2 separate regions of the Homo sapiens genome follow, and region 2 is linked to region 1. The links are chromatin loops, found by intact Hi-C in ENCODE. Cell type or tissue: PC-3. All regions are shown on one strand. Each heading gives the region's core, and the rest is flanking DNA. Links, peaks and the distances in the headings are about the cores only. Region 1 holds the start of LOC124902973 (a long non-coding RNA gene). Region 2 has its middle 220 kb from the start of SYT1.

Region 1 (15,979 bases), core at 3,744-11,743:
AATTATGGTAAACTCTATCATAATTGCAATAGAATACAATTCAATAATGAATATAAACATTTAATGCAATGCATAGAATAGAATTCATAAGCTGACAATAATATTGGTCTCTTCATATTCTATTCAGGGAAGCCCAAGCTCTAAACTGATATATACACTGCAGAGACTAGGAGACAAAGGTAATATTCTGAAGAAGAATATTTTAGGGAGAAAAAATGAGAAAATGAATAGCCATCTAGGTCATTTTTAGACCAAAATTTTATTTAATTTTATTTTTATGGTGTGATGCCCAAGTAATGGTTCAATAGCATCACAAATAGTCCTAAACCCTGGGGGATAACATGCTCTCCTTCTATTTTTAGAAATGCAATTGACATCAAAATAGGTATAAAAATACCTACCTCCCTGGGTCTTGTGAGGATCAAATGAGATGATGTGTATGAAAGACTCCAGATGCTATACAAATGTTGGTTGGATTATACGGGAAGCTTTAGAGATGCCTTTGCACAGTGGAAGGATCCTTGGACTTGGTAGTTGAAAAAACTCAGTTTTGCTAGCCATGTTATTTTGAGTAAATCATTTAAATTTAATTCCTCTGTGTCATACTTTTTACATGTAAAACGAGGATATAATTTCTACCACAGTGCTGTTTTGTAAATCACCTCAAACAAAATGAGATCTATAATGAAAGTGCTTTATAAACAATGAAGCATAATGCTAATAGTGTAACAGATTGTTAATAGAGTACTTATTAAATATGGCATAAGTAAAGGAATGACATTTACAACAAAATAAATACAATTGTTTAAGTGAAAAATCTATGTAGAAAGGATTGAGAATTGAACTGAGTTCTTCTGTTGAATACTTACCATATTGCGATCTCAGATTCCCTATGAAAAGGACAAAGTCCTGCCCTTGAAAATGTTAGGATTTCAAGAAGACGTAGGGCATACTTTGGGTATCTACAAGATATAAAGGAAATAAACCCAAAACTAAAATTTGCATTATAAGCCACTTTTATGGTTAAATCTCATTCCTAGCCTGAATAATACTTTTTATTGAGAATCAGTTGTATAGAAAGCATTGTCTTATGTCCTGATTTCTGGGAGAATGTGTGTGTTTGTGTGTGCTTGTGTGTAGTGGAAATGGATTTGAAAGGTATACTACAAAAGAATGTAAATGTTTACTTCTATTCCCTCAAGCTTATATACTTGAGAAACATAAAATTTGATAATACGAAGAATCACAGAATAAATATCAAATGACTTACCCTAGAATGTATTACTGAAACTTATTAAGCCTACTATGTGGAAAATGGTCTTTAATTATTTTTACCAAAGAAACAAGAAGGTGAAATGTCAGGGACTGAATATTTGTGGCTATACTTTCCCCCAAAATCTAATAAATTGCAATTAAAACATTAAGAATTAAGAATAATTATGCTTATAGTGTAATACAGCGGTCCCCAACATTTTTGGCACCAGGGGCTTGTTTCATGGAAGACAATTTTTCCCTGGGGGATGCAGCGGGCTGGGAATGGGGTGGTTTGGGAATGAAGCTGTTGCATGTCAGGTCATCAGGCATTAGATTCTCATAAGGAGCGTAACAACCTAGATCCCTCACATGTGCAGTCTACAATAGGGTTCACTCACCACAGGGTTCACAATCCTATGAGAATCTAATGCCTCTGCTGATCTGACAAGAGGCAGAACTCAGGCAGTAATGCTCATTCTCCATCTGCCACTCACCTCCTGCTGTGCGGTCCAGTTCCTAACAGGCCATGGACTGGTACCCATCCCTGGCAGGAGTTTGGGGACCTCTGGTCTAATACATATGTATGTACTTAACTTCTTTGTCTTCTAGTTATTCCTTTAGAAATGTAAAGAGACAGGGAGCTTAAGAGAGACAACTAGATCTGGTTAGAGCCTTATTTGAGTGAAAGTTGTCAGATTACCTCCCTAAGCCTCAGTTTCCTCATCTGTGAGGGAAGTCCTAACTCAATGGGTTGTTGTAAAGATTCAGCATTATAATCAACACAAGTGAACCAAAACCGTGTCAGGCAAATGCTTGGGTCTCAAAAAAGTGAGAGTTTATTAAGTGTCTCAGTAATCTTTATTCTTAATAAACCCACCAAGTGATAGTTTGATCTGGCAAAGATGGGACGGCACACCCAGCACTAAACTTAACTATTCTCTTTCACACAGAATATTGCTAGTTTTTACTGGTGACATTTTAATTTTAAATTTACATTTTAAATTTTTCTGATATAGTCACTGGGAAGACAAAGGACAGAGTTTGTTACAGTGAGAAAATAACACAATTTTCTGAGGTCTTTTTCATGAAATGTTTTAAACTGGAGCTTTGTCTTTGGAAATTCTTGCTCTTGGACATAGTTATCATGTTGTTTGAGGTTAGCAAGGATGTGATTTTGAGGTCACAACCAGACATTGTTTACTGAATGTGTATAAGATAAAATGAGATGAGAGGGTAATTATCTATAGGTTTGCCTTAATTAGCAGATAACATTTTCTAATTTAACGAGGCCTCAGTGATAATAATCAACAGTCAAGTTTCTAAATAGCTTTCCCATATCTTTGTGGCCATTAATTCCCTCATCTTTAAGTTTTCGACATTCTTTTCAAGGCATCTGGAACACTTGAGCAGCAATTTTCCCTGTTTGCAGCAATCACCAGTTGAATGCTTTTGTGAATGAGAAATTAAATGGGTTTTCAACAATGTAGATAGTTTTAAGTGAGAGTCCCATTGAAATTATGGATGAATCAAGGGACAGCAGGAAGTCTGTGATTTTCTCCATTTGCAAATGTTTTTCTAAAAAATGCCATCCTAAGAACACTTTACAGATATTAACCCATTAATTCCAGTGCCTCATTTTTTTGAAGTAATTCTTATTCTTTCTTTATGGCTCCAAAAATTCACAGAAGAATAGTTAGCAAAGCAGCAGTCAACTATCCACACCAAATTTTATAAACTGCATTAAATGTACTACTATTCACTGGAAAACTCTTATAAAATATATACATGCATGACTTACAAAAGTATAAATTATAAATGGTATGAAAAATGCTTCAAAATCTAGAAAGAATGTAAGAACTTAGGCAGGGAAAAAAGAAATATATACAATCTTATTTAGCGATCTGCTTATTATCACATGAATTTGTGAGCAGAATGATCTAGAGAAGGCCTATGACATGTAGTGAGGCAAACAACATTTTAAAAACTCCTCTGGAAGAAGATGGAATCAATGAAGTTTCAAATTCACCTGCAAAAGTTACAAGCAGATTTGAACTATGTGACCAAATCTAGCTGCACCTAGATTTGAAAGGACACCATTTGGATTTGCCATATGCGCTTCTGAGAAGGAGAGAGGTATGAGTAGAGCTTTTTTTTTAACTTTTAAATTTAGGGGTACAAGTGCATGTTTGTTTCATAGGTAAACTTGTGTTATGTGGGTTTGTTGTACAGATTATTTCATCATTCAGGTATTAATCCTGGTACCCATTAGTTATTTTTCCTGATCCTCTCCCTCCTTCACCTACCTGGCTCCAAAAGGCCCCAGGATGTGTTGTTCCCCTCTATGTGTCCATGTGTCCTCATCGTTTAGCCCCTATTTAGAAGTGAGAACATGTGGTATTCGGTTTTCTGTTCCTGTATTAGTTTGCTAAGGTTAATGGCCTTCAGCTCCATCCATGTCTCTGCAAAGGACATGATCTCATTCTTTTTTATGGCTACATAGTATTCCGTGGTGTATATGTACCACATTTTCTTTAGCCAGTCTATCATTGATGGGCATTTAGGTTGATTCCATATCTTTGCTATTGTGAATAGGGCTGCAATGAACATACACATGCATGAGTCTTTATAATAGAATGATTTCTATTCCTTTGAGTATATACCCAGTAATGGGATTGCTGGGTCAAATGGTAGTTCTGTCTTTAGGTCTTTGAGGCATTGCCACACTGTCTTCTACAATGGCTGAACTAATTTACACTCCCACCAACAATGTAAAATCATTCCTTTTTCTCCACAACCTTGCCAGCATCCATTATTTTTTGACTTTTTGATACTAGCCATTCTAACTGGTGTTAGGTAGTATCTCACTGTGGTTTTGATTTGCATTTCTCTAATGATCAGTAATGTCGAACTTTTTTTATATGATTTTTGGCCACATGTATGTCTTCTTTTGAAAAGGGTCTGTTCTTGACCTTTGCCCACTTTTTTATGGGATTGTTTGTGGGGTTTTTTGTACATTTGTTTAAGTTCCTTATGGATGCTGGATATTAGACCTTTGTTAGATGCATAGTTTGCAAAAACTTCCTCCCATTCTGTAGATTGTCTGTTTACTCTGTTGATAGTTTCTTTTGCTGTGCAGAAGCTCTTTAGTTTAATTAGGTCCTATTTGTCAATTTTTACATTTGTTGCAATTGCTTTTGGTATCTTCATCATGAAATCTTTGCCCATACCTATGTCCTGAATGGTATTGCCTAGGTTGTCTTCCAGAGTTTTTATAGTTTGAGGTTTTACACTTAAGACTTTAATCTATTTTATGTTGATTTTATATATGGCAGGGGTCCAGCTTCAATCTTTTTCATATGCCTAGCCAATTATCCCAGCACCATTGATTGAATAGGGAGTCCTTTCCCCATTGCTTGTTTTTGTCAGGTTTGTTGAAGATCAGAGAGTTGTAGGTGTGCAGTTTTATTTCCGGATTCTCTATTCTGTTCCATTGGTCTATGTGTCTCTTTTGGTACCAATACCATGCTGTTTGGATTACTGTAGCCCTACAATATAGTTTGAAGTTGGGTAGTGTGACGCCTCCAGCTTTGTTCTTTTGCTTAGGGTTGCATTGGCTATTTGGGGTCTTTATTTGGTTCCACATGAATTTTAAAATAGTTTTCTCTAGTTCTGTAAAGAATGTCAAGAGTAGTTTAATAGGAATAGCATTGAATCTACGAATTACTTTGGATAGTATAGCCATTTTCATGATATTGATTCTTCCTCTCCATGAGCATGGAATGTTTTTCCATTTGTTTGTGTCATCTCTGATTTCTTTGAGCAGTGGTTTGCAGTTCTCCTTGTAGAGATCTTTCACCTCCCTAGTTAGCTGTATTCCTAGGTATTTTATTCTTTATGTGGCAAGAGTAGAAATATTTTTAAGGAAGATGATTCTTGCTCCTACTAAATAACTATAGAAGAGGAAGAATCATTTGGCTTTCACATGACTTGTGTATTATAAATAAAAAAGTTCTTTCAAATTAATTCCATTTACTATGTTTTATATATTCCTTCCATAATTCACTTATTCTATTCAGTAAAGGCTTAGTCTGCCAAAACCACTGCATGATTTTCCAAAGGAGGTACACAGTAAAAAAAAAATGATTAGAACCATAAGTTCTGGAGTTGGACCACATGGGTTTAGATCTTGGCTATACTCCTTGCTAGCTGTGTAACATGGATGAACTAGTTAATCTCTCCAAACCTCAGTCTCCTCAGCTCTCCTATTATTAATAAAATCGGTTTAATAATAATGTATTCCTCCTTATTTTAATGAGAGGATTAAATGATAGCATGTTGAGAAAGCACTTACACAGTATCTGGCATATTATAAATGTCCAATAAGTACTAGTTATTGTTAGAATTTCTGGATTTAAAGAGATCACTTATTTTTTAAAGGTATCTTGATTGTTACTACTATATCATGCAAATCTTTATCTCTTTTAATTATTTATTTAATGACAGAAAAATACTGTAAAAACTGAAAAATTCAAAATTAATTTTCCAAGTGCCTAAGTAATTTCTAAATAGAGATATAAACACATTTAAGTTCACAATAATAATTGCATTTCATTGGAGTTTTACAACTACTGCTTGGTTCTAAATGCTTTGAACTAGACAGTTAAACTTCTCATATTTTAAATTTTTTTCCAAACATAAAATGCATACATTGAATAACCTAACTTTAGGTATACTGAGACTTCATTTTATAATGAACAGTTACATGAAGAGTGCCTGCTCCCAAAAAAAGGAGTTATAATGCTTCAATTTTAAGTGGTAAGACATTTACTGGGACACAGAGTAAAATTATAGTGAAAAATGTGAAGATGCTATCTGAATAGTGATAAGATAATTTTATTGTCTATTTAAAGACAGGCCTTGGCAATTGGAAAATATTAGTTAAATCTTTTTTGAGCTTTTTGCTGTTATTGTTGTTTTTATTATGTTACTAGTTTTGCTTTCTTTCTTCTATCTTATAATATTTTCCCTAAAGAATGGGGTTAGTTATGTGGGGCAATCTAATATGATGGTATTTATAATGCTCTAAATTAAATTTTTGAGCTAAGAAAATCAGTCACAACACTTGAGATTTGTCAATTTTCTAGTGAATTATAGTTATCTGTAAACAGTTTTGATTATGAAACTTCTATGAAATCTCTCATTATTTTGTAACTTCTTTCCCTTATTTATTTTACAGACTAAGCCATTTTCTCTTAAGCCTATGTTAGCAGCATCTCCCCTTGGAAATACTATGATCATTTGATAATACTGGGTTTCAAACTCTAGATGCCTTTCTCACATTGGCTTCATAGTTCAATTCCATAAGTTTGTGTCAAGATACTACTACATGTAATTCAGGTTACTAGAGTTCCTGCTCTCAAAAAAAAAAAAAAAAAAAAAAAAAAAAAAAAAAAAAGGGAGTTTGGCCTGTCCAGAAATAAAATAATGTGGCAGAAAAGGTATATAAAACCTCTTGAGATTTTAGGGAACTGATTAATAGCATCTCTACCTTTTCACATCAGAGTCCTGAACCAACTAAGAGGTAGAACAAAGTATCAAGCTGCTACAGATCAGGATAGTAGCTTTTTGCATTATGGGCTTAAATGTGTATCCCCAATTTGGTTCCTTGAATTGAGCTTACAATTCAGATCAGCAATGCTCCCCTGCAAGTTCCCTGTAAGCTCACTATGCATCTGATAGAGCAGCATGCAGCCTCTTAGGAGGTAGGCAGATGGACAGTAAGAACCCTAAATGTCCTGGACTAAGCGTGCTTAATTTCTTCCCCCAAATTTGTCAGTTAGGCCAAGCATCCTCCCCACTGCCCCACCTGGGCAAGATGGATGAAGGAAAGGATCCCAAAAGATGTAAATGTTGCTCCTTTTTTCCCCTTTAGTGCATGCAGTGGAAATTCCCCATCACTCGGTTGGAATATGAAGAGTAAAAATAAGTGTTCCCATCCTAAAAGAGACAACATGAATTTCAATTCAAAGAAGAAAGATTCCAGATGGTTGGAATGATCAGGAAATAATTCAGAGAGAAGATAGTATCTGAGAAAGGCTTAAAAGAGGAATACAAATTAAACAGGCAAGATGAAAGAAAAGGGCTACCATAAGGAGCCTTGTAAAACGTCCAGAAGAAATAACTAGAAGAATTTCCAGGCTTCAAAAAGGACCCAGTTAACATTGGAGTGAATTTTTAATGAATTTAGTCAGTACGATTTGAGACTTTCTTTATTAATATTTAGGAGGCAAGGATAAGGCAGACATCATAAAGTGTTTACAGTTAGCAAGTGCCGTAATGTATATTTAACTTAATGTGGCATTCTATGAAAGTAGTGTATCATTACAATAGATGTTGTGGAGTTCAGGCTCTGTTGCTGGACAAATGAAACCAGTATCTGTGTCAGTCTAGGAGGAGTAAAGAAGGGAAAATAATGAACAGATTTATGGGGAAAAGCAGAAGACAGACGTCTATAATGAAAGAGAAGTTTTGGAAAATGGATTAATGCCCAGAGATAAAACCCACACTATAATTATGAAAATCATTAGAATTTTAACAAAAGGAATTTTGAGGGCCAAATAGCAGAGGGTCATCACTGGATGCTGAAATCACTAAGGATGCTTCTAAAAATGTTGGCACAATGTGGTGTAAGCTAGTGGAGAAAGATGGATACCCATCACAGAAGTTGTTGGTGACATTGATGAAGAATTAAATAGCATAAATACAGAAAAAATAAGTGGCTTCAGAACATGCTGTTGGTTAATAATCTGGAAGTGGTATTGGCTGATAAATAATATGGTGACGTATTCTCCTGTCCTTATAGAAAAAATAGGCTAGAAGGCATCAGGGAGAAATCGGGTTTCAATTAATAAAAAGTGTAACGAGCCTTGAAAAAGATTTGAGAATTTATTACAATGTGCAATAAAATGTAGCTAGTCAGTAACATATGATTTATGAGACACTAGCAAGGAAATGGGCCAGAGTATATATGTGGCCTGGGAAACAAGAGAGATCTAGGTAAGAAAAGGGAGTTGGGAACTATCAATAGCAAGGATTAAGAAAATGGGTTGAGAGAGAAGCTCCAGGAAACTGTTGACAGTACAGAAGGTGTCATAATTTAATCACTTCAGTCCTTTGGAATGGTATTGCCAAGTCACTTTGGGATGTTAAAAAATTATATTCCTTCAACACTTTATAATTAGGAACAGGAATTGGCATCATCCTATTGGAGCTTGCTGCTAACAACGTGGGAGTTTTTAGAGACAGATACAAGGTCTTGCCAACACATTCTAATGTAGTCACAATGCCATCCAGTGGTTACTTTGGTTACTTTACAGGTACTTTCCATTGCTCTTTAAGAATATATTTTATTTTATAGTTAATATTCATCAAAGTTTCAGAAAGCTTGTATGGAAAGTGTTTTATTATATCTTCAAAAATGGCATAGCAGGGATTTGATTTGCTATGTACTTCTAAGCTAATGGAGTTATATCCAGCTTGTTTTCTATATGTGTTATGCTCTGGGAAACATGATTTAGCCTGTCCTCTATCAAAATTAATGCAATAAGGAACCATGAAATAATGGGACTTACACTGTATTCAATTTTAGTTCTAATAGAAACACAATGGAAAATAACATCTGCGACATAGGCCTGGTTGATCAGAGGAAAGTAATGGACATTTGTTGCTGTGATTTTATTGGTGCTATGGGTTTTTTCCTTCACGGTATGCTCATCAGTATAGGGATAATGTAATAAATACTTTTGACTTCACTCGTATTTAGTCTCAGTTTGTCTGTAAGGTCATAATGAGCAAACTTAAATGGGAAACATTAATTTGGCAGCTGACAACATAAAATAAATCTAGCTGCCATTAGCAAGGACCCTTCTTAAAATTTTTATAAAAGCACAGCTTTCAAGTTTATTGCACATCTCTTTAAAAATGTATTTCAAAGTAACTTCAGAGACATCTATTTGGCACACTCAAACTTTTGGTGATGAAATTCCCTTTTGCCACTAAAATTCATTATTTGAATCTCCATGGTAAATTAGCTTTATGAGTTAGCTATTGTAATTATTTTTCTGTGAAGCAAAGGCAGGAGTAGAGACAATTTCATCATCTTATCATCATTTGTATGTGGAATCACTAAAGAGTTTACCCATGTGGAACCATGAAAGTCCCTGATTTACCCCTCTATCAGTAGGCATAAACATATCTAAACCACCCAAGAAACTGTACATTAATATTGCTTCTAAGACCTGGGGGTTGGGGGGTAGCATCCCCACAGTCAACAATGTTAAAGTGATGAAACATTTTAAATAATTTTAATGTTAAAATAATTGGAGCCATTTCTTGTTTGATTATTTTCACACTATTGGTCCTTAAACTGTTTAAATTTGGTTCAGAAAGTACAGAGCGGGCCGGGTGTGGAGGGTCACACCTGTAATCCCAGCACTTTGGAAGGCCGAGGAGGGTGGATCACCTGATGTTCAGAGTTCAAAACCAGCCTGGCCAACATGGTGAAACCTCATCTCTACTAAAAATACAAAATTAGCCAGGTATGGTGGTGCATGCCTGGAATCCCAGCTACTTGGGAGGCTGAGGCAGGAGAATCACTTGAACCTGGGAGGCTGAGGTTTCAGTGAGCCAAGATCACTCCATTCACTCCAGCCTGGGCAACAAGAGCGAAATTCTGTCTCAAAAAAAAAAAAAAATACCAAAGTGATTTGGAAAAGAAAGTGATATTGATGTAAATGATGGCAGTGTCTGCAGATTTTCAGGGGTGTAGGAGCAAGAGATCTAATGTTACCCAGACCGAGTGGCAAAACTGAAGATAATGACCACAATAGAAACACTTCACAGTTCACAAGAGTTATGGTGTTTTATCTTCACTCATGTAGCTAAATACTCCATGTTGATATTCATTTGTCAATACTAAATTAAGCTGAGTAATTCTTTTAACTAAACACTGATACTCTACAACCTGCTTCGTACAGTACATTTATTGGGGGCTTTGTTCTTGTTGTTGAGTTCTATATTTTTTTAACTTTACATTTGAAAAAGTTTTAGACTTACAAAAAAAGTTGAAATAGTACAATGAACACACATATACCTTTGCTTACACCAAATGGTAACCTCTTTGCCACATTTGCTTTGACTATCAATTTATTTTTTTTGGAGTAAACTAGATAAAAATAAGTTGAAGACACTTCAACCTATAACCCTGTAAACCTTAGGGTTTACAACCCTACGTAGTTTACAATACTACTACATACTTCAGTAGTATCTCCTAAGAACAAAAATACTTTCCTGTATAACCACAATGTCAATCACACATCCAAAAATTGAACATTCGTCCAATAATATTATCCAATATAATCTCTAAATTTAAATTCCCCCAATTCTCCAAAATTTCACTGATAACTCCATTGTAAAAGCATATTTCTTTTTTTTTTTATGTTTTTTTTTATTATACTCTAAGTTTTAGGGTACATGTGCACATTGTGCAGGTTAGTTACATATGTATACATGTGCCATGCTGGTGCGCTGCACCCACTAACGTGTCATCTAGCATTAGGTATATCTCCCAATGCTATCCCTCCCCCCTCCCCCGACCCCACCACAGTCCCCAGAGTGTGATATTCACCTTCCTGTGTCCATGTGATCTCATTGTTCAATTCCCACCTATGAGTGAGAATATGCGGTGTTTGGTTTTTTGTTCTTGCGATAGTTTACTGAGAATGATGGTTTCCAATTTCATCCATGTCCCTACAAAGGACATGAACTCATCATTTTTTATGGCTGCATAGTATTCCATGGTGTATATGTGCCACATTTTCTTAATCCAGTCTATCATTGTTGGACATTTGGGTTGGTTCCAAGTCTTTGCTATTGTGAATAGTGCCGCAATAAACATACGTGTGCATGTGTCTTTATAGCAGCATGATTTATAGTCCTTTGGGTATATACCCAGTAATGGGATGGCTGGGTCAAATGGTATTTCTAGTTCTAGATCCCTGAGGAATCGCCACACTGACTTCCACAATGGTTGAACTAGTATACAGTCCCACCAACAGTGTAAAAGTGTTCCTATTTCTCCACATCCTCTCCAGCACCTGTTGTTCCCTGACTTTTTAATGATTGCCATTCTAACTGGTGTGAGATGATATCTCATAGTGGTTTTGATTTGCATTTCTCTGATGGCCAGTGATGATGAGCATTTCTTCATGTGTTTTTTGGCTGCATAAATGTCTTCTTTTGAGAAGTGTCTGTTCATGTCCTTCGCCCACTTTTTGATGGGGTTGTTTGTTTTTTCTTGTAAATTTGTTTGAGTTCATTGTAGATTCTGGATATTAGCCCTTTGTCAGATGAGTAGTTTGCGAAAATTTTCTCCCATGTTGTAGGTTGCCTGTTCACTCTGATGGTAGTTTCTTTTGCTGTGCAGAAGCTCTTTAGTTTAATTAGATCCCATTTGTCAATTTTGGCTTTTGTTGCCATTGCTGTAAAAGCATATTTCTATTCTTATCATTAATATTCTCTTCCCAGGATACCTTCTACCCAGTGTTTTTAGCATAGTTGGCCCTTGCCTGAATCACTTATTATATTGACTATTACAAAAAGGTGATTTTCTAATTCTATCATTTCCTTTACATTTTGAGATTTTTTTATTCTGTGAAGACTGTTCTCTTCCTTTTACTTAATAGTATCACTCAGCCACATAGATTCCTTTTTATTTCAATTTTTTTGTAGTCCATCACCATTATTTTTCTTTTTCATGCTCGTATTGTCTGAAATTTAGCTGATGAGAGCCACCAGAAACCACCCCTGTGTCTTTCTGACATGTCTCCAACAGATTTGGGGCATGTTCTTACTTACAAAATAAGGTATTCTAGGCCCACTTTGTACCTTGCCTGTTCCAGACATTTGTTTTTTGTTTTGTTTTGTTTTGTTTTTTGTTTTTTTCCTATGGGCAATGATATTTGGAAACCTGCATATGCTCATTTTTACTGCAATATTATTTTTCTAGGCTCATTTGGTGGACAGGGCTATATTTTTCTTAATAATGAGTACATAGTTATACCTCCAAGTCAAATCCAATACCATAGAATGTTTCCTCACTTTTCTCCATTTCATATGTTTATATCACATCTCCCACTGTCAAAACAGTAATTTGTTTATTTATTTATATTTATTTATTTATTTTTGAGATGGAATTTCGCTCTTATAGCCCAGGCTGGAGTGCGATGGCGTGATCTCGGCTCACTGCAATCTCCTCAGCCTCCTGAGTAGCTGGGATTTCATGCATGCGCCACCACACCCAGATATAGATATAGATATATCTATATAGATATAGATATAGATATAGATATAGATATAGATATATAGATATAGATATATCTATATAGATATAGATATAGATATATAGATATAGATATAGATATATAGATATAGATATAGATATATAGATATAGATATAGATATATAGATATAGATATAGATATATAGATATAGATATATAGATATAGATATAGATATAGATATATAGATATAGATATAGATATATAGATATATAGATATAGATATAGATATATAGATATAGATATAGATATATAGATATAGATATAGATATATAGATATAGATATAGATATATAGATATAGATATAGATATAGATATATAGATATAGATATAGATATATAGATACAGATTTAGATATATCTATATAGATATAGATATAGATATAGATATATCGATATGTCTATATCGATATAGATATAGATATAGATATAGATATATCGATATAGATATCCATATAGATATAGATATAGATATATCTATATAGATATATCCATATAGATATAGATATAATCTATATAGATATAGATATAGAGATATAGATATATCTATATAGATATAGATATAGATATATCTATATAGATATAGATATAGATATAGAGATATAGATATAGATTTAGATATATAGATATGGATATAGATATAGATTTTTTTTAATAGAGACGGGATTTCTCCATGTGGGTCAGGCTGGTCTCAAACTCCCGACCTCAGGTGATCAGCCCACTTCCGCCTCCCAAAGTATTGGGATTACAGGCGGGAGCCACCATGCCTGGCTGAAAACAGTAGTTTCTAACGTCCTTGATCTATTTGCCATTTGCTCTAGCCTAAGTTTCAGATTTTTAATTATTCATTTTTGTCCTTGGACAATGTACCACTAAGGGTGTCTCACTTAACAATGTATATTGAAACTAACTTTACACTTGAAAAAGTTTTAGACTTACAGATTATAGAGATACACTTTATTCTTTTTTATGGCTCCATAGTTCTTCATTTTATGGATCTATCAGAATTTACTCAACCAATCCCTATAATTTGATATTTGGGATTTTCCCCAATATTATGCTATAATGATGTACTTTGTGCATGTTATTTTATATTCTTCAAGACGTATCTTCAGGGTGAATTTCTAGAAGTGGGATTGCAAAGAGAAGAGTTACTAAAGATAAATACTTTTGTCAGATATTGCCAAATTTCCCTCTATTAGAAATTGTACCATTTTGCATTTCCACCATTGTCCTTCCTAAAATAACCAAACCATTATTTCTTTGAAAATATGAACAATATTAATTAACTAATATTAAAAAATAAAGAGCTTTTCTAGAACAAGCATAAGAATTCCTTACACACTATCCTCACTTCCTGATTCCAAACTCAAATTTAGATTTTATAGGTAGAATATGCCACTGCAGAAGCAGAGAAGACTATAATTCTAGACAAGCCTCAACATATGTAATCATTTAAAGCTTTAGTATTGGTATTAGTCCATTCTCACATTGTTATAAAGAAGTATCTGAGACTGGTAATTTATTTTCTTTTTTTTTTTTAAAAAAAGGAGTTTTAATTGGCTCGGGGTTCTGCAGGCTGTACAGATAGCATAATGCTGGCATCTTCTTAGCTTCTGAGGAGGCCTCAGGAAACTTATAATCATGGCTGAAGTGGAAGGAGGAGCAGGCGTCTCACATGGCAGGAGCAGGAGCAAGAGAGAGTGAAGGGGGAGGTGCCACACACTTTTAAATGAGCAGATCTCAAGAAAATGAACTCACTATCATGAGGACAGTATCAAGAGAATGGTGCTAAACCATTCATGAGAAATCACCCCTATGATCCAATCACCTCCCAGCAGGCCCCACCTCCAACGTTGGGTGATATGGTTTGGCTGTGTCCCCCAGCCCAATCTCATCTTGAACTGTAGTTCCCATAATCCCTATATTTCATGGGAGGGACCCAGTGGGAGATAACTGAATCATGGGGGCAGTTACCTCCATGCTGTCCTCATGATAGCGAGTGAGTTCTCTCGAGAGCTGATGGTTTTATAAGGTGATTTTCCCCTCTTCACTCTGCATTCTCCTTGCTGCCGCCACATGAAGAAGGACGTATATGCGTCCTCTCTGCCATGATTGTAAGTTTCCTGAGGCCTCCCAGCCCTGCAGAACTGCGAGTCAATTACACCTCTTTCCTTTAGAAATTACCCAGTCTTGGGTATGTCTTTATTAACACTGTGAGAATGGACTAATCCATCGTCCATTGTAATCCATTGTAAACTAATCCACGTTTACAATTGAACGTGAGATTTGGATGAGGACACAGGTTCAAATGATATCAGTATTTATGATTGCATTTTTCTTGAGCTAATTAAAAATATTAAATAAAACAAAGTCATTCATAACATAGAAATTTGGAGTGGAAAGAAATCTTAGGGATTTACTTTTATGGATCATATTAGCAGAAGGTGAAGTACTGACAATATAAAAATGATTGAATGCATATCACATTGTTTCTTAGAGTATGGATCAATACATATAGCATTTTTGCCACTTTCTACTCAAAATACAATCTTCTCTCCCTTTTTTTTCTTCCAGGGCCCCCACTCTTCTCCATATCAACCGTATACCTTTCTAGATGTCTAATATATTTAAATAGTTCCTGAGACCCTATGATCTGATTTCTCAGTTTCCATTCCCAAGTAGCTAAGTGTGGCAGACCAGGTCATGTGACTGGAACCACTGTGGATTCTCCTCATGAGACACCAATGGGCTTTCACTGCTACTCAGTACTCCTGCTGCTCCAGGCTTCAAATGTCTGAAATTCCCACAATGCCCCTAATCCCTTCTCTTTCAGTTGATAACCTTAGTTTTTAGTTCACATGAAGACCAACAACATCCCATTGTGTTCCTATCAATTCTATCATCCCTTTTCCAGAACATCTTTATTTTCACTCTTTTTTCTCTTTCTCCTAGACAACCCCACCCCTACCTCATCCTCCATGCTCTTCCTCTGGAGCACTATAAGTCATCTCCGTTTTAATTTATAATGTTTTAAATCTTTCTCACTTCTGGTAACTTCTCTTTGTCTACACACATGTATAGGTCTGTAACATTCTAAAGACAGCTTTTCACCATGTTACCCTGAGTTATTACTTTGTCTTTGTCCTTTCAACTGCAAAATTGTGCACTGTTTTAAAATCACAGCTTTTTACTCACTTGTCAAGCCCTTGTAATCCAGCTTCCACTTCATAATGCTGTTCTCTTAAAAGTTTCTAGTGACCTCTAAACTCTAATTTCAATAGTCTTTTACTGGTCTTCATCCTCCTTAAACTCACTTTAATGTTTGGT
Region 2 (15,979 bases), core at 4,124-12,123, 530 kb before region 1:
GTTTTTTTTTTTCTTGGTAAGGTGAAACATAAATGCAAGTAAAATGCCAATGCGTAGAGTATTCCCTGGATCATTGTAGTAAATTCGTGTAAAGTAAATAAAATGCCAGATGTTATAGTTTCATTAGACCCAGGGGCACATTTTTTTTTAAATTTCCGCTGGTATTGTCATTACACTACTTGAATCAATCTTAACTGAGCTCAGACTCCCTCATACCAAATTGGTTTCTGCCTTCTACACCTCTGGCTCCATCATTTAAAAGTCTCTGCTAAAGTAATTTTATAGGTTTCATCTTGTTTCATCTTTGGTCAAAAATTGCTTCTGCATTGGATATAGAATCAAGTTGAAATTTTGTTATCTGATATTCAAAGTTCTTTTTCTAATTAGACTCCAATCTACTTTTCAAAATTATTATCTCCCACATTAGCCCCACTTGAAATTTTGTACACATTTCCTGTTCTCAGTGTTCTGCACCACCTAAAATAATATTCCCCTTCTCTAATATAAATTTAATCTATGCTATTTATATTTCAAAGCCTGTGCTCTATAAGGGCTTTTCAGTACTACCACATCTCACAATTATCTCCCTTCCCAATTTCAGTGACATTATTTGTCTATACCACTAATGTGAGACATTAATTTGTTTATTTTATAATTATCCTAGTTATGGAGATGAATGCATAAAAGTCATAGTTATATAAATACGGGCTTCTGAAAGGCAAGAATGATTTACATCTTTTATCTATTAGAACCAAAAGATTTATCAGCTTAATAAATACCTAACAAATATAGGTACAGAAATTGATAAAATGCCTACATATAAATTATAAATACACTGAAACTCACAAAGGTCTCCTTCACTGACAATCCATATATATTTTAAGGTTGCTTCAACTAAAATATTAAGTGAATGCTTTGCAAATTTGACTGTATCCAGGTTTATATCAGAAGGTGAGATTGAATAAGGCTTGATGCAGAATCTAAACTTCACATTTATCTGTATATTATGTTCACTTCTAAGGATATAGCACAAAGGGAACATTTTTTATTTAAAGTGAACTACAGCTGTGCTGTGAAGAGAGTTCTTTATAAAGACTGCAGGTTCTTATAACTTTGGTTTAAAATGCAATATGGGAAAATGTTGGATATTTGAGGCCTTGCTTAATATATTTCTACTGCAGTATCCTTTAAAAGCAAAAAAAAAATGCATTTATATGACAGTTTTCCTCTGTAAAGGTCCTTGCTTATATGATACAAGCACTCTGTTTTGTGCTTAAACTCTTCAGAGGGGTAGCATCAAAGTTCTTGGGGAAGGATTGTATATGTCCCTTCCCTAAAAGAATCCCTAGAAGAATGGTTGCTGATACGGCTACTGCTTCTACATCTTGAGTTTTTTAATTTGCTTTTATTAAAGCATTGATGCTGCTTGATTCAAGTCCTGTGCTTGGCCAGGTGTGTTAATTTCAATAAATGCTTTGTGAGTTTGGTTAAAATGAAAAACAAAATTATAAATACAATTAATGAATTTGCCAATATAATAGTGCTTATTCCATTGACACTCTTAGTCAATGTTTGGCTTGTTCCACAATACTTTCCTATTTTCTCCTCTTATTCCCCACATACTTTATAAAATATGCGTTGTATATATTTTCTCTCTCTTTCCCTACACACGCATATGTATAGTAGATATATATGTATGTAAACATACATACCTGTGTATATACGTAGATACGTATATACATGCATTTCCACATAAATACATACCACTATGGAAATTATCCCCAAATATAGATCTATCTGATTTTAAATACATATAATACAGTGTTAGTTTAGCAACATAAAGTCACATTTACTATTATTGCATATGTTATCACCAATTCTCATTTCTGAGAATTAAACCGAGGGATGGAAAATCTGACCCACCAGCTGTATGTAGAAGTACAATTTTATTGGAACACAGCCACACTGATTAGTTTATATATTGTTCATGGCTGCTTCACTGCTGAAAGCCCAAATTGATTAATTGCATCATGGAGCAGATAGCACCACAAAACCTACAATATTTATCATGACCCTTTACAGTACAAGTTTGCTGACACCTGACTCAAAATCAGAAAAACATGTTATTGGTTTGCCTATATCTTGAGACCCAGGTGTCGTAGATCCATTGATATTTTTCTTCTTGACATCTCCCTTTATTCAGTTGTAATGGGAGTCTGACGCAATCATTCAATAGGACATTATTTGCCACCCATTCTTTTGTTGTCTGAGGCATTCAGTTGGAGATTATCTCCCCTTGGAAATGTGAAAAACGTTATAAGGAGATCTCAGAAGGTGTAGAAGTTGAGCATGATTCAGAATTACTTCCTTCTAAAGTTCTTTTGATTATGCAAGGCCTAATTAGCAAGCTAAATCATAACACGAAGAATGTGTTTGCTTTGCAAAATCAAATCAATTGCACAATTTATGTTCCCTGCAGCTGCTACTTCCCATTTTTATAGAAGCAGATCCATTCCAGCTGTGGTTATGAGAAGCTCTTCCTTCTACTCTTTGACAGCTGAGATGTTTCAAGCTCACCAATACAGATACCAAGATGCCAACAATCATAACTTGTAAGCAAATTTCTTTTAAAGAAATCAGTGTTTTGAAACTGAAAAATGACTAAAATGTAATATATTATGTGTCTAGCAAGCCTGAGGAAATAGAACAATTCATACTGTTGGATATTAATATATAAATTTCAAGGTTAATTCCATTAACTTGGGGATTGAAACATATTAATATTTTTATGCATCCCAAACCTGACACATTAAATTTGTGTTTTATGATAAATTCTAAAAATTAACATTGAATAATATTTTTATTTCTTTATAATATAACCTTAAGCAAATAAATAGAGACTATACCTCATTTTAAAGGGACAAACCAGTTTTTTGCTAGCAAGAAACAAACTCAATTGCTAATTCTCAGTAAATGTTGTTGACTGTCATTTTCAAGCTTTTACATCTGCGCAAAGTCTAAAGTATGGGTTTGGGCTCAATCTTGTCAATATGTGTTTTGCTTAATAAATCTCTAGCAATGTATTATGTTCTAGTTTTTCAATTCTATCAACCTTTTTTTGTATTGTTATGGCATTAACACCAGAGTATGGCAAACAGCAATTTTAAACAATTCTGGAATTGTAAGAATACAAATTATTTCTAACCAAAAGCATTAGATTAGAACTGCATGCAGTAAATGCAAATAGAATCACACAATTGATTTGATAATAAGTGAAATGTATCCCTGTTCACAGACCACTCATTCTCTTTAACTTTTCCTATGTGTTAGAAAGTTAGATGGAAGCTGAGCGTTTAGCCAAAATTATTTTTCATACTTTAGCATAAGCATACTATTGGTGTACATTTGCTAATTTTCACTTCATTTTTCTAAATTTCTAAGGAGAACACATAGTAGTATGCAAGATTATTTGAAATTCTAATAGATTTGGAGCTCATACATTAGCCTAAAATTTTTATTTGTGCAAGCAGCAATTATCTTTGAACCACTATATTTATTAAAAATTTAATTCAAGAAAGAATACTGATATGACATACCATCAGCACCAGTTAAGGAAAATTTCCTGAGCTCATCCCAGCACCTGAATCGTGCAAGAAGAGTTGTATGTGTGAATAAGAGAACCGTTTGATGGGGGTACCTAGGAATAGGGAAAATTCTATGGTATTGATTCATCATTACTAAAGTGTATTCCTCAAAATATCAGTATCCTGTGTCCCATTATAAAAAATATTTTTAGAATAGTTTCCATAATTTATTAATTTTTGGAAAACATTATATAGTATTTCCCTGACATTAAGTGTTCATTTGTATATGAAAAGCTCTGACAAATCCTAACACAGAAATCCTACATGTGTTTTGTTCTGTTTTGTTTTGATTTGATTTGCTTTATTTTCCCTTTCATTCTCCAACTTTATTTGATAATAAAACATTTCTTTAAGTAGCAAATATTGACATCCTTTGGGAAAACTATGTACCAGAAAACACTTTGTGAAAGAGATAAATAGGTCTTTGAAAAAAAGACGAGAACCCACATGGAGATGAGGTATACAGGACTTATGGGATACTGGCCAGTCTCGCACAGGTGCCTTTTTAGGCAGATGCTGATTCTAGGTTCACTTAGGTCACTTTGCTCAGAGTGACCTATGCAAAAGAAAACCCTCAGAAAAGCACCGGGAGCATAACAGTGACTCTGACACTTCTTAGAAGAATGTTCTACAACCAGCAGACACATTTCAAGGAATTCTCCATTGTTCTCTATGATACTCTCTGGGAATTTCTATCCGCTAAGAATGATAGGCTTCCTAAGTGTCATATCCTTTATCAAAACATAGCCAAGGACCAATCGTACTATTTAACAGTGAACCAGAACAGTTTATAGAACACATTTCTTCCCTAACTAGTGGTCTTTGGCCTTTTGGTAATTAAGTTAAACAAACATTTGTGGAGTCTTTACCATATATACTTATCCCTGTGTTAAGGTTGGCTATAGAAAAATTATAAAGGAAAGGACTTAAAGGAATAACAATTAACCACAATAAATTAGGATAAATGCTCTACAATAGAATAATTAAAGTGTAATAGGAAGACCAGGGTGTTGGGAAGAATACATTCTGCTTGTGAAAGATGTAGAACATGGACAAAATTTCATAGAGTAGGTTATATTTAAGCTGGGGATCAGAAATAATATACCCCATAAAAAAGGACCTGGAGAGCTGCTACCTAGTACTGTACAGAACCACAATGGTAAGTTGGGCCACCAATTTTCAGGAACAACTCTATCAGGATTGGGGACAATTTTATCAGGATTGGCACTGTGTTACCTATACCAAGCAATGGTCTTGAGTATTAAGGGCTCCTGATACGGTCATTCAATAAACATTTGAAAATTTCCTATATGCAAGGCATATATATGCAAATGAATCCAAATACTTACACATTACAAGTAAAGCTCCCTGGTTAATCCCTCTAGTTTGCTCACTATTGGAAACATTTTCTCAATGTGTTCTGTGGGTTTTGTACATTTTCTGTTATTTCTAGATCCCTTTATTTGGAGATAGGTATGGGATAGGTAAATGAAGAATACATATATGCTATTGCCTCTTTTTTCTTAAAAAATTTGCACATGGGTACTGAAGTGGCATTTTTAATAATACATTTCATTCTCCACTTCTTTCATAAGTAAAACCTTGATACGTGGTCATAGGAAAATGCAACTCTGCAAGTGAGCTGTACATATTTAAGTAGGGTGGTATTAAAAGTTGAGCATTTATCTTTAAATTTAGTAATACATAAGTGTGTGTGAATAAATCTAGAAAAAAATTAAAAATACACATACACACACACACACACACACACATACATAACCACACACAACCATTCTTAGGATGAATACTTTATTTCCCCTCAGAGCACAATTCAAAACAAATCTATTTGGGTTAAGGGGCTCATCTTTGTAAAATTTCAACTTCTAAACAATGTCTCACTTATCCCTTGATCCTTAAAATAATAAACCAGCCCTGCTGCACAATTAAAACACGGTATCTGTGTTGTTGGATTCTTTACTCTCAAAGGTGTGGCACAGGTGCATGCTATCAGGGAACAGAAGCATTCTGCACAGATGTTAACAAGTGTAGAAGTCATACATCATCCCACACCAAGTTCTTAGCAGTAAATGTGTGTCCGCCTTCTAGTCTGGCTGGTCTGCCTTGTTCCACATACGTATACTCACTATGATACTCTCTGTGAAACTCTGGGAATTTCTACACACACCTCTATCCAACCAAAAATCAAAAATGATTTCTGAACTTTTCTGACCTTTTTATATTTTTTAAAGAAAAAAACACTGTTTCTTAATCATCATCTACTAATTAATAAAGGGACTGAATGTACCAGCGGCATTCAAGAACAACGACCCTACTAACAGGAGAGTACATGCTACAACTTGATTCATTTTGCTTATACTTTAAATTTTCAAAAGGCAGAGGAAACAATGAAGGTTACTGTATTCAAGTGGGAAAAGTAAAGTGAAATGATAATTCATTAACAGATGGAGTCATTTAAATTACAGGAAAATCTTAAAAACTTTGCATGACACTGCATACTGACTGGAATGTAGGTCTCAATACTCTGTGTATTTCACATTTGTTCAAAAGTTATTGTTCATTACTGGAATGTAAAGATAGTTGCATCTGAGGAATTGAAGACAGCTTTTCTGGAACTAAAATCTTTATCTTTTAAAAAAGTCTGCTTCCTTATCTTTGTGTTCTTTACATAATATGCTTTTGTGAATTAATTTATAATACAAAGTGGTGACCATCTTCTCCAGCTCCTTTTCATCAGATTCTTTCAGACAGGATTCTTATAAGATGCAAGAACTCATCCTGAACACCTGAGACATAGCTCCAGAGCAGCTGTTGTTTGTTAAATCTCCTCTTGTTTTCTGATTATTACATTTTGAAATTAAAAGTAGCCTATCATATTTTCTGATCATAATTCTGGTAAGCCTTCACAAGTACACACACAATTATAGTCTTTCATTTTCATGAGGCTACTAATTTATCTATTCTCGTACTAACTGGTCATAACCAGGGTCATTGAGGAGTGGTTCATAACACTTACCTGTATAGTATTGGGTCCTTAGGGGAAAATGGCTACATCATTGTGAAATTCATAATAGCAAAGAAGATAGAAACATGTCTTAGACTTTACAAAATAGGTTGACAAAAATTGTCATAATCCTTCCTCCTGAAAAACCTTGAAAGGAAAAAAGTTTAAGAAGTATCAGTTGATCAAAAAATAAAACTTTGATTCTACAATTTAAAATATTCTCATTAAGGAAGAATTGGAGTTTTATCCAAACAAACTAAAATGAAATTTTAATTAAGATTTTCAGATTTGTGCATGCTATTTACAAACAAGTTAGTATATGTAGAATATAGTTAAGTCCTGTGGTGGTTTAATCTTTTGAGTTTGGGGTTGAAATTCTCTCTTCTCCCCAAGTCTTTTGACTTTGAGTAAGTAACTTAAGCACTTGAATCATCTATGTCTTCATCTATAAGTGGGAATAACAAAATTACCTATCTCAAGTTTTTGATGATTAGATTGAATAGCATTATAAAGCAATTAGCTCAATGCCTGCTTTGCAATACATATTTTATACTGATAGTCATAAAGAAGTAGAAGGGGCATTTAAAGAAGAATAAATATAAATATACACATAAATAAGGTAAGAAACATTGAGGCATCAAAGATGGTGAGACTTTGAAAATATTCTACAGAAAATACAAGGCCTATAACTTCATTCATGTTTCAGGGTCACCTTCCCGGTGAAGCCTTTTCTGACCACTGATTTAAGATTGCAAGTATCCCTCTTTCACCTTAAACTCCTATTCTACTTCCGTTCTTAGGCTTATTCATCAAGCACCTAGACCTGTTCCTGCCTTACAAAAGGTGCTAATATTTGTTGACTAACTAAATGAATAAATAAATCAAATGAATGATTAAGTGGAACAAAGATGGAATAAACTCGTTGCCTAGGGGAGGTGCTGTAAAGTTAACTGATAAGAGAAAGCATATTTACATTTATCTTTTTTCCGTAACAAAGAATGTTTTCAAAATAAAAAGGAAAAGGCAAATATTGAAAAGGAGAATAATCTTTGCATAAATGAGGATAGACCAATCTGTGCTGGAGTAAAAATAAAGGCTTCCATTAAAGTGGGCCTGAGACTCCTTGGCAGTAGACACAGCTTTACCAGCTCTATGTTGTATTGCTGGTGTGTTAACCACAAGGTGGCCAAGTTCACTATGAAAGGGAAGAGTGGAGAATTGCACAAAGATTGTATGCCCAGAATTATATATTATATTTCTCTCTTTCTCTCTCTCTCTCAACCTCCCCTCCCCCACCCCACCCCCCCGACACACATAATGTCTCACCAATTACTGGCATTTAAAACACAGTCACATGGTTCACATGATGCAATCACATAACTGCAAGAGAGGCTGGGAAATGGTCCTCTATTGTGCCCAGGAATAGGAAATGGTTTGATAAATGTTCCAGATGCTTTCTGACACAATGCTCAAAATACAGTCATTTTAAGTGAATATGAGTTCCAATCCCAAATTAATTGTCATTTTGGAAGGAATTTGCATGTTTAATTGTAGAAACACTGACAGTAATCAGTTAAATTTTGATAAATAAAATTAATATCAAAAAATTAAGGTGGGAAATGTTTCCTCAAATTTTGTTTTTACCAGGGTGAAAAATACAAGTTCTAAAAGACTTCAAACTGAAAAACATGTAAGTTATCTGTACAACTCTAGAAAAGATGAAGAATCAGATGGTTAATGAACCTCCCAAAAGGAAGTGAAGAGAGCTGGGAACTAATGTGGGTTCACTAAGGAATCACCATAGTTGGCATAATTATTAAATTAGTTCATGACCTAAGAAGCCCGAGACAGACAACGATGGAGTGAATAAAACGGTGAAGCTTTATATTCTCAGAATTTGCTGAAACAGGGAGACAAAACTATTATCCAATGTGAAAAGAAAACAGGCAAACAGGCATTAGGGCTGGGCGCAGTGGCTCACGCCTGTGATCCCATCACTTTGGGGGGCCAAAATGGGTGGATCACTTGAGGTCAGGGGTTCGGGATCAGCCTGGCCAACATGGTGAAACCCCATCTCTATTAAAAATACAAAAATTAGTCTGGCGTGGTGGCGTTCACCTGTAATCCAAGCTACTCGCAGGGCTGAAGCAGGAGAATTGCTTGAACCTGGGAGGCGGAAGTTACAATGAGCAGAGATTGCACCACCACACTCCAGCCTGGGCGACAGAGTGAAACCCTGCCAAAATAAATAAATAAATAAAAGAGAGAGAGAGAGAAGCAAAGAAAGAAGGAAAGAAAAGAAAGAAGAAAACAGAGGTGTTACTAAACTATTAACTCAATGTAAATCAACAATGTGAAAAATATGATAGGCCAGGCACGGTGGCTCACGCCTGTAATCCCAGCACTTTGGGAGGCCAAGGCAGGTGGATCACGAGGTCAGGAGTTGGAGACCAGCCTGGCCAATATGGTGAAACCCTGTCCCTACTAAAAGCACAGAAATTAACCAGGTGTGTTGGTACGCACCTGTAATCCCAGCTACTCGGGAGGCTGAGGCAGGAGAATCACTTGAACCCGAGAGGTGGAGGTTGCAATGATCTGAGATCACCCCCGACTGTGCTCCAGCCTGGGCAACAAAGCAAGACTCCATTACAAAAAGTAAAAAGAAAAAGAAAAGAAAGTAATCTGTTCTCACACTATACAGTGGTAAAATAATATTGAGTTCAAGATAAATCGTTTATTAGCTCTAGTAAAACATTACAAGCCCTGTCATGTCAAAATGTTATTCCATTTAATTTTTCCAACTAGCTGAATGTACTATTTTTCTGTTAAAACCTTTCCTCTGTAATCACTAGCCTGGTTAATGATCTCACTATCTCTCTATCCTACAGCTGGAAACATGGGAGTTGTTCTCCATTCATTCCCATTTCACCTTTATATTTTATGGGGCACCATGTACTTTGATTATATTTCCTGTCTCGTGCCCTCCGTGCTTTATTTTCTTCTGTAGTATCACAGTAGTCTCTTAAGTAGGCTTATTATTTCCAGTGCCAACTCTCTGCAATTTAATCTCCACACTGCTGGTAGTAATATTTCTAAAACATGATCTGGCTAGGTTATTCCCTTGCTTTAAGTCCTTTACTTTCTCTCCATTCTCTGTAGTATCCATTCTAAATTCCTCAAAAAGACATTTAAATGATGGCATAGTACAGTATTATTCAAGCAGTAGACTATCAGTATCTACTACTGGTAAATTATCAATTAGTGGCTGCAAACTAGATTTACTCTTTTGGGACTAACATTTAAAAAAATAGAATATACTGGAATAGAGTTATCCAAATACATTACCCATGATAAGGGTAACTCTAATTTTGTGGAATTTGAGATACAAACACACACATGCACACTCACCCATACATATATAATGCATATACTAATTCATGACATAAAATACATTTCTTACTGTGGATTGAGATATTTTAAAAAATTGTTTTGAGAGATGCTTGCAGAGTGGTTAAGAGCAAGATGACTGGGGCTCAAAATTTAATTCTGCAATTCGCTAGTTTTGTAACTTTTGGTAAATTATTTAACATCTCTCTGATTCACTTTCCTAATTTTTAATGAGACTAAGAATAATATGTATATTGTTATTTTGAATATATAAGCATGCATAAGAATGCATGACTTGAAGTGTGTATTCAATAAATGTTAACTATACTTTGGGAGGTTTTTTCCTTTTGTTACTTTTTTAATCAACCCTGATGTGGTTTGGCTCTGGGTCCCCACCCAAATCTCACCTTGAATTGTAATAATCCCCACTTGTCCTGGGAGGGACCCAGTGGGAGGTAATTGAATCATGGCAGTGGGGATGTCCTGTGCTCTTCTCATGATAGTGAATAAATCTTATGAGATCTGATGGTTTTATAAGGGATTTCCCCTGCACATGTCATCTTGCCTGCTTGACTTTGCTCTTCATTCACCTTCCGCCATGATTGTGAGGCCTCCCCAGCCATGTGGACTTGTGAGTCCATTAAACCTCTTTGCTTTATCAATTACCAGTCTCAGGTATGTCTTTATTAGCAGCATGAGAAGAGACTCCTACTTGCTCTGTAGCTTTACCTGTTACACTTCTGTATATCACATGCTTCACTACAGCTTATTTGAACTTAGAAAAGACATAGTAAACATTCTTTCAGTGCACCACCAAGTGCACTCATATATGAAGCACCTCATATATGAAGAAACTTGGGCAGAGACAAATCATATACTTTGCCCAAGTTCACAGAACCAGTTACTCTTATGTGCTGAAGGCCAGTCCTACTCTTAACTACCAGGCTATACTGCCTCTAGTACCTTTGCTTATAATCATCACTACAACCGTCCGCACTACCACTCTTCTCACTCGTCTTTGTTGTGCATATACTTATTGAAACTTTCAGCTATTTCATTATATATCTGTCTTTCACAGTGGATTTTATTCCCTGTGCTTGAAATGACCTTTTCTCAAAAGTTTTTTTTGGAAAAGTTCTACACATCATTCTAGATTCTGCTCGCAAATTTCCTCTCTAAATGCAACTACTGGCAGACACAATTAGTTGCTTTTTTTTGTATTCCAAAAGTACTTTGTGATTTCTTTCTAGGTATTTTTCAATTTGTGTTATAGAAAACAAAAGTCTTATGAGATGTTTTGAAAAACAGGTCATTGTTACCAAATTTTGGGAAATGCTGCATAAGGTTACTTCTTTTACTTTGAAAAAAATCACAAAATATATTAATATCTTAAGAGCTCAGAGAAGACCTGACAGAAAAATGGTAATTTTTCTTTTCTTTAAACCATTGTCCTCAGATTTTAATAATACATTTTGAGCCATACTTTGGTGTAATACTTATTAGAGAAACTCCTTTAAAAATACTTCACCGTTAGCATTTATTTGCCTAAGTTGAAATTCTTCTTCCATGCATGTTACTTCCACTAGAGTGTTGTAGTGGATATTTATTGTTTTGGTTACCCAGTATTAGTATGTTCTTCTTGTTTTGGAATAACTCTTAGGTAGTTGAAAAATAGGAATTTGCTTACCACCATGAAAGCAGAAGTAGCTATTCTACCTTTTGACATCTGATGCCTAACTGCCTATTTTTATCTAGGAATTTGACACTTGGCAGAAAATGCAAGGATATTTATTCCTACTTATAGCAAGAGAAGTGGCTGTCAGTTTCCAGTTCTATTGGGATCATTGTTTTCCTGTGTCATTCAGCTTTTATTGCACAACACCCAATCGCAAAAATCTCAGTGGCATACAACAAAAGTATTTACTTCTCACTCATGTGTTGCTTATTAACTGGAGTTCGGCTGATTTAGACTAGCCATTGCTAGGCTTGGCTCCAGGCCATACTTAGAGTTTAGATCTTGTCCATATGGCTCACATTTTTCTGGGGATCCAACAGCATACCTGGGGCATGCACATTCCAGACACATTTAAGTCTTTGCTGTTTCATGGCCACTGAGATCCCATGGTTCACAGCAAGTCATATGGCCAAACACAAAGTTAAAACACTAGGAAATATCTTTTTTTTCTACTATGAGACCATGATAAGGCTGTGAATGTATACATTATCTATTACAAGAGAACAGAGAATTGAGAGTATAATCTGCCATATGTTCTAAGCACACATTTTTGTTGCTGAATCTTGGTTGAGCTTCAAATCCCTTTTTTTTGCTGCTGGAGAGTATTTCTCAAGTCTTCCTGTTGATTTGAAGAGCTGCTTGATACCCTCTAGCAAACAGTTACCTTTCAGGTCATATGAAATCATATGAGCACCTGGGAGAGGGTTTTGGGGCACAAAGATGAGGTCCTCAAATGACATCAGGAGGCAGTAGCCTAACTTATACCTGAGTATAACCAAATTCTGATTAATAAATCTCTGTGATACTCTCATCAAATATTTTATTGTGGGAAACTGATCATTGTGCAGGATAGGATATTTTTAGGAATGTAGTTTTAAAATAACGAATATAATCTTTGTTAGGACACGAGAATTTTTTTCATTTTGAATCACTACCTAGTAATATATTTTAACCAAGTTTTCACCATAATATTCACTTTTACAAATATAAAAGCTATAATCAAAGGTATATGTATTAGTCCATTCTCATGCTTCCATGAAGAAAATACCAGACTGGGTAATTTATAAAGGAAAGAGTTATAATTAAATCAAAGTTCCATAGGGCTGGGGAGGCCTCAGAAAACTTAACAATCATAGCAGAAGGGAAAGCAAACATGTCCTTCACATAGTGACAGGAAGGAGAAGAATGAGAGAAGGGCAAAGCAAAATGGGGAAAAGCCCCTCACAAAACCATCAGATCTCATGAAAACTCACTCCCTATCATGAGAACAGCACAGGGGAATGGCCCCCATGATTCAATCACCTCCCATGAGGTCCCTCCCCCAATACATGGATGTTACAATTCAGATTACAATTCAAGATAAGATTTGGTGAGGATACAGCCAAATCATATTATTCTGCCCCAACATGTGGGGATTACAACTGAGATAACAATTCAAGATGAGATTTGGGTGGGGACACAGCCAAACCATATCATTATACCTGATTTTTAGTTGCTATTATTTTCCTATTAGAAACCAAATTTGGGGAGGCATCTCCAAATACTAACATTGGTAAGTAAGATATAATTGAGTAGCAAACAGCGGTGGTTTTTTATTTCTACACAAAGGTAATACTCCTCTTCATTGCTAAGTATGTAACTGATATTTTACAAGTTTAACATTTAAAAGAATACTTCTCCACCTGAGAGTTGACAATATGTATTAGAAACAGTAGAATGCTAGTTAACAATGAAATATGGAAACGAAGGCCTGGAAGGAAGGTTTCTAATATTATGTGGGGAAAACAAACAAACCTGATGATCAATCAGTGTGAATTATTATCAGTGTTCTTCATTATGGTTAGAAAGTTGAGCATTACAGTTAATTCACCTGCACATCTGTGACTGCTAGAGGGAATTGAAAGCACCACTGTCTATCCAAAAAGAAAATAGCCTTTAGAAATACTTTGTAATGCCAGATAATAAGGTGATATGATTACAAGCTAATAGACTCCATTACAGTACACAACACCACTTTGGGTTCAGCCTGATATTCCTCTTCTCACACTCCAGATGCTACTCTACTACCGAATTATCTCTCTCTTTGTATTGTTAGTGTGCAGATTGACTGTATTGTGTGTGTTTAATTTTGTTCTAAAAATTTTTTGTGAATTATGGTTTAAGTTATTACTGGGTATCTGAAAAGTAAGTATAAAATCAATGCTTTGTAAGCTCTGGGAAAAATATTGACTAACTTCTAAGGAGATTCATTGTTGTGGGAAGTCAGGGACCCCGAACGGAGGGACCGGCTGAAGCCATGGCAGAAGAACGTGGATTGTGAAGATTTCATGGACATTTATTAGTTCCCCAAATTAATACTTTTATAATTTGTTACACCTGTCTTTACTGCAATCTTTTAACATAAATTGTGAAGATTTCATGGACACTTATCACTTCCCCAATCAATACCCTTGTAAGTTCCTATGCCTGTCTTTACTTTAGTCTCTTAATCCCATCATCTTCGTAAGCTGAGGAGGATGTATGTCGCCTCAGGACCCTGTGATGATTGCGTTAACTGCACAAATTGTTTGTAGAGCATGTGTGTTTGAACAATATGAAATCTGGGCACCTTGAAAAAAGAATAGGATAACAGCAATGTTCAGGGAACAAGAGAGATAACCTTAAACTCTGACCACCAGTGAGCCAGGCGGAACAGAGCCATATTTCTCTTCTTTCAAAGGCAAATAGGAGAAATATTGCTGAATTCTTTTTCTCAGCAAGGAACATCCCTGAGAAACAGAATGCGTCCCTTAGGGTAGGCCTCTAAAATGGCCACTTTGGTGGGCAGCCATCATTTATGGTCGAGCTGTAGGGATGAAATAAGCCCCAGGCTCCCATAGTGCTCCCAGGCTTATTAGGACGAGGAAATTCCCACCTAATAAATTTTGGTCAGACCAGTTGTCTGCTCTCAAACCCTGTCTCCTGATAAGATGTTATCAATGACAATGTGTGCCCAAAACTTCATTAGCAATTTTAATTTCACCCCAGTCCTGTGGTCCTGTGATCTCACCCTGCCTCCATTTGCCTTGTGATATTCTATTACCTTGTGAAGCACATGATCTCTGTGACCCACACCCTATTCATATACTCCCTCCCCTTTTGAAAATCACTAATAAAAACTTTCTGGTTTTATGGCTCAGGGGGCATCACGGAAACTGCTGACATGTGAGGTCTCCCCCGGACACCCAGCTTTAAAATTTCTCTCTTTTGTACTCTGTCCGTTTATTTCTCAGGCCAGCTGACATTTAGGGAAAATATTATTTATTTATTTATTTATTTATTTATTTTTAATTATACTTTAAGTTTTAGGGTACATGTGCACATTGTGCAGGTTAGTTACATATGTATACATGTGCCATGCTGGTGCGCTGCACCCACTAACTCATCATCTAGCATTAGGTATATCTCCCAATGCTATCCCTCCCCCCTCCCCCCACCCCACCACAGTCCCCAGAGTGTGATATTCCCCTTCCTGTGTCCATGTGATCTCATTGTTCAATTCCCACCTCTGAGTGAGAATATGCGGTGTTTGGTTTTTTGTTCTTGCGATAGTTTACTGAGAATGATGATTTCCAATTTCATCCATGTCCCTACAAAGGACATGAACTCATCATTTTTTATGGCTGCATAGTATTCCATGGTGTATATGTGCCACATTTTCTTAATCCAGTCTATCATTATTGGACATTTGGGTTGGTTCCAAGTCTTTGCTATTGTGAATAATGCCGCAATAAACATACATGTGCATGTGTCTTTATAGCAGCACGATTTATAGTCATTCGGGTATATACCCAGTAATGGGATGGCTGGGTCAAATGGTATTTCTAGTTCTAGATCCCTGAGGAATCGCCACACTGACTTCCACAATGGTTGAACTAGTTTACAGTCCCACCAACAGTGTAAAAATGTTCCTATTTCTCCACATCCTCTCCAGCACCTGTTGTTAAAAGAACCTACATGAAATATTGGGGGTGCTTTTCAAAATACTTTGTAATGCCAGATAATAAGGTAATATGATTACCAGCTAACAGACTCCATTATAGTACACAGCACTGCTTTGGGTTCAGCCTGATATTCCTCTTCTCACACTCTAGATGCTACTCTACTACTGATTTGTCTCTCTCTTTGTATTGTTAGTGTGCAGATTGACTG

The links. Hi-C counts contacts between places; a loop is a spot of excess contacts. Peaks named below come from ENCODE experiments on the same cell type or tissue, not always from the same donor. Only the 100,000 strongest peaks of a DNase experiment are listed, where the experiment ranks them.
Region 2: it touches region 1 in a loop (5-fold over the local background); 2 of 110 quality-filtered maps call a loop at or near these places.

Annotation. Positions count from the first base shown.
Region 1 is chr12:79,166,298-79,182,276 of GRCh38, forward strand. All of the region lies in intron 3 of SYT1 (synaptotagmin 1), which reads left to right. LOC124902973 (a long non-coding RNA gene) reads right to left here and starts at 6,671. Exons shown (of 2, transcript XR_007063386.1): 1 at 1-6,671. In PC-3, for the core only: a CTCF peak has its summit at 8,599 (motif pointing left); a DNase peak (open chromatin) is centred at 8,584.
Region 2 is chr12:78,634,183-78,650,161 of GRCh38, forward strand. No RefSeq gene overlaps it. Among named protein-coding and RNA genes, the nearest start is that of SYT1, 220 kb to the right of the region's middle. In PC-3, for the core only: a CTCF peak has its summit at 7,809; no DNase peak of the experiment used is centred there.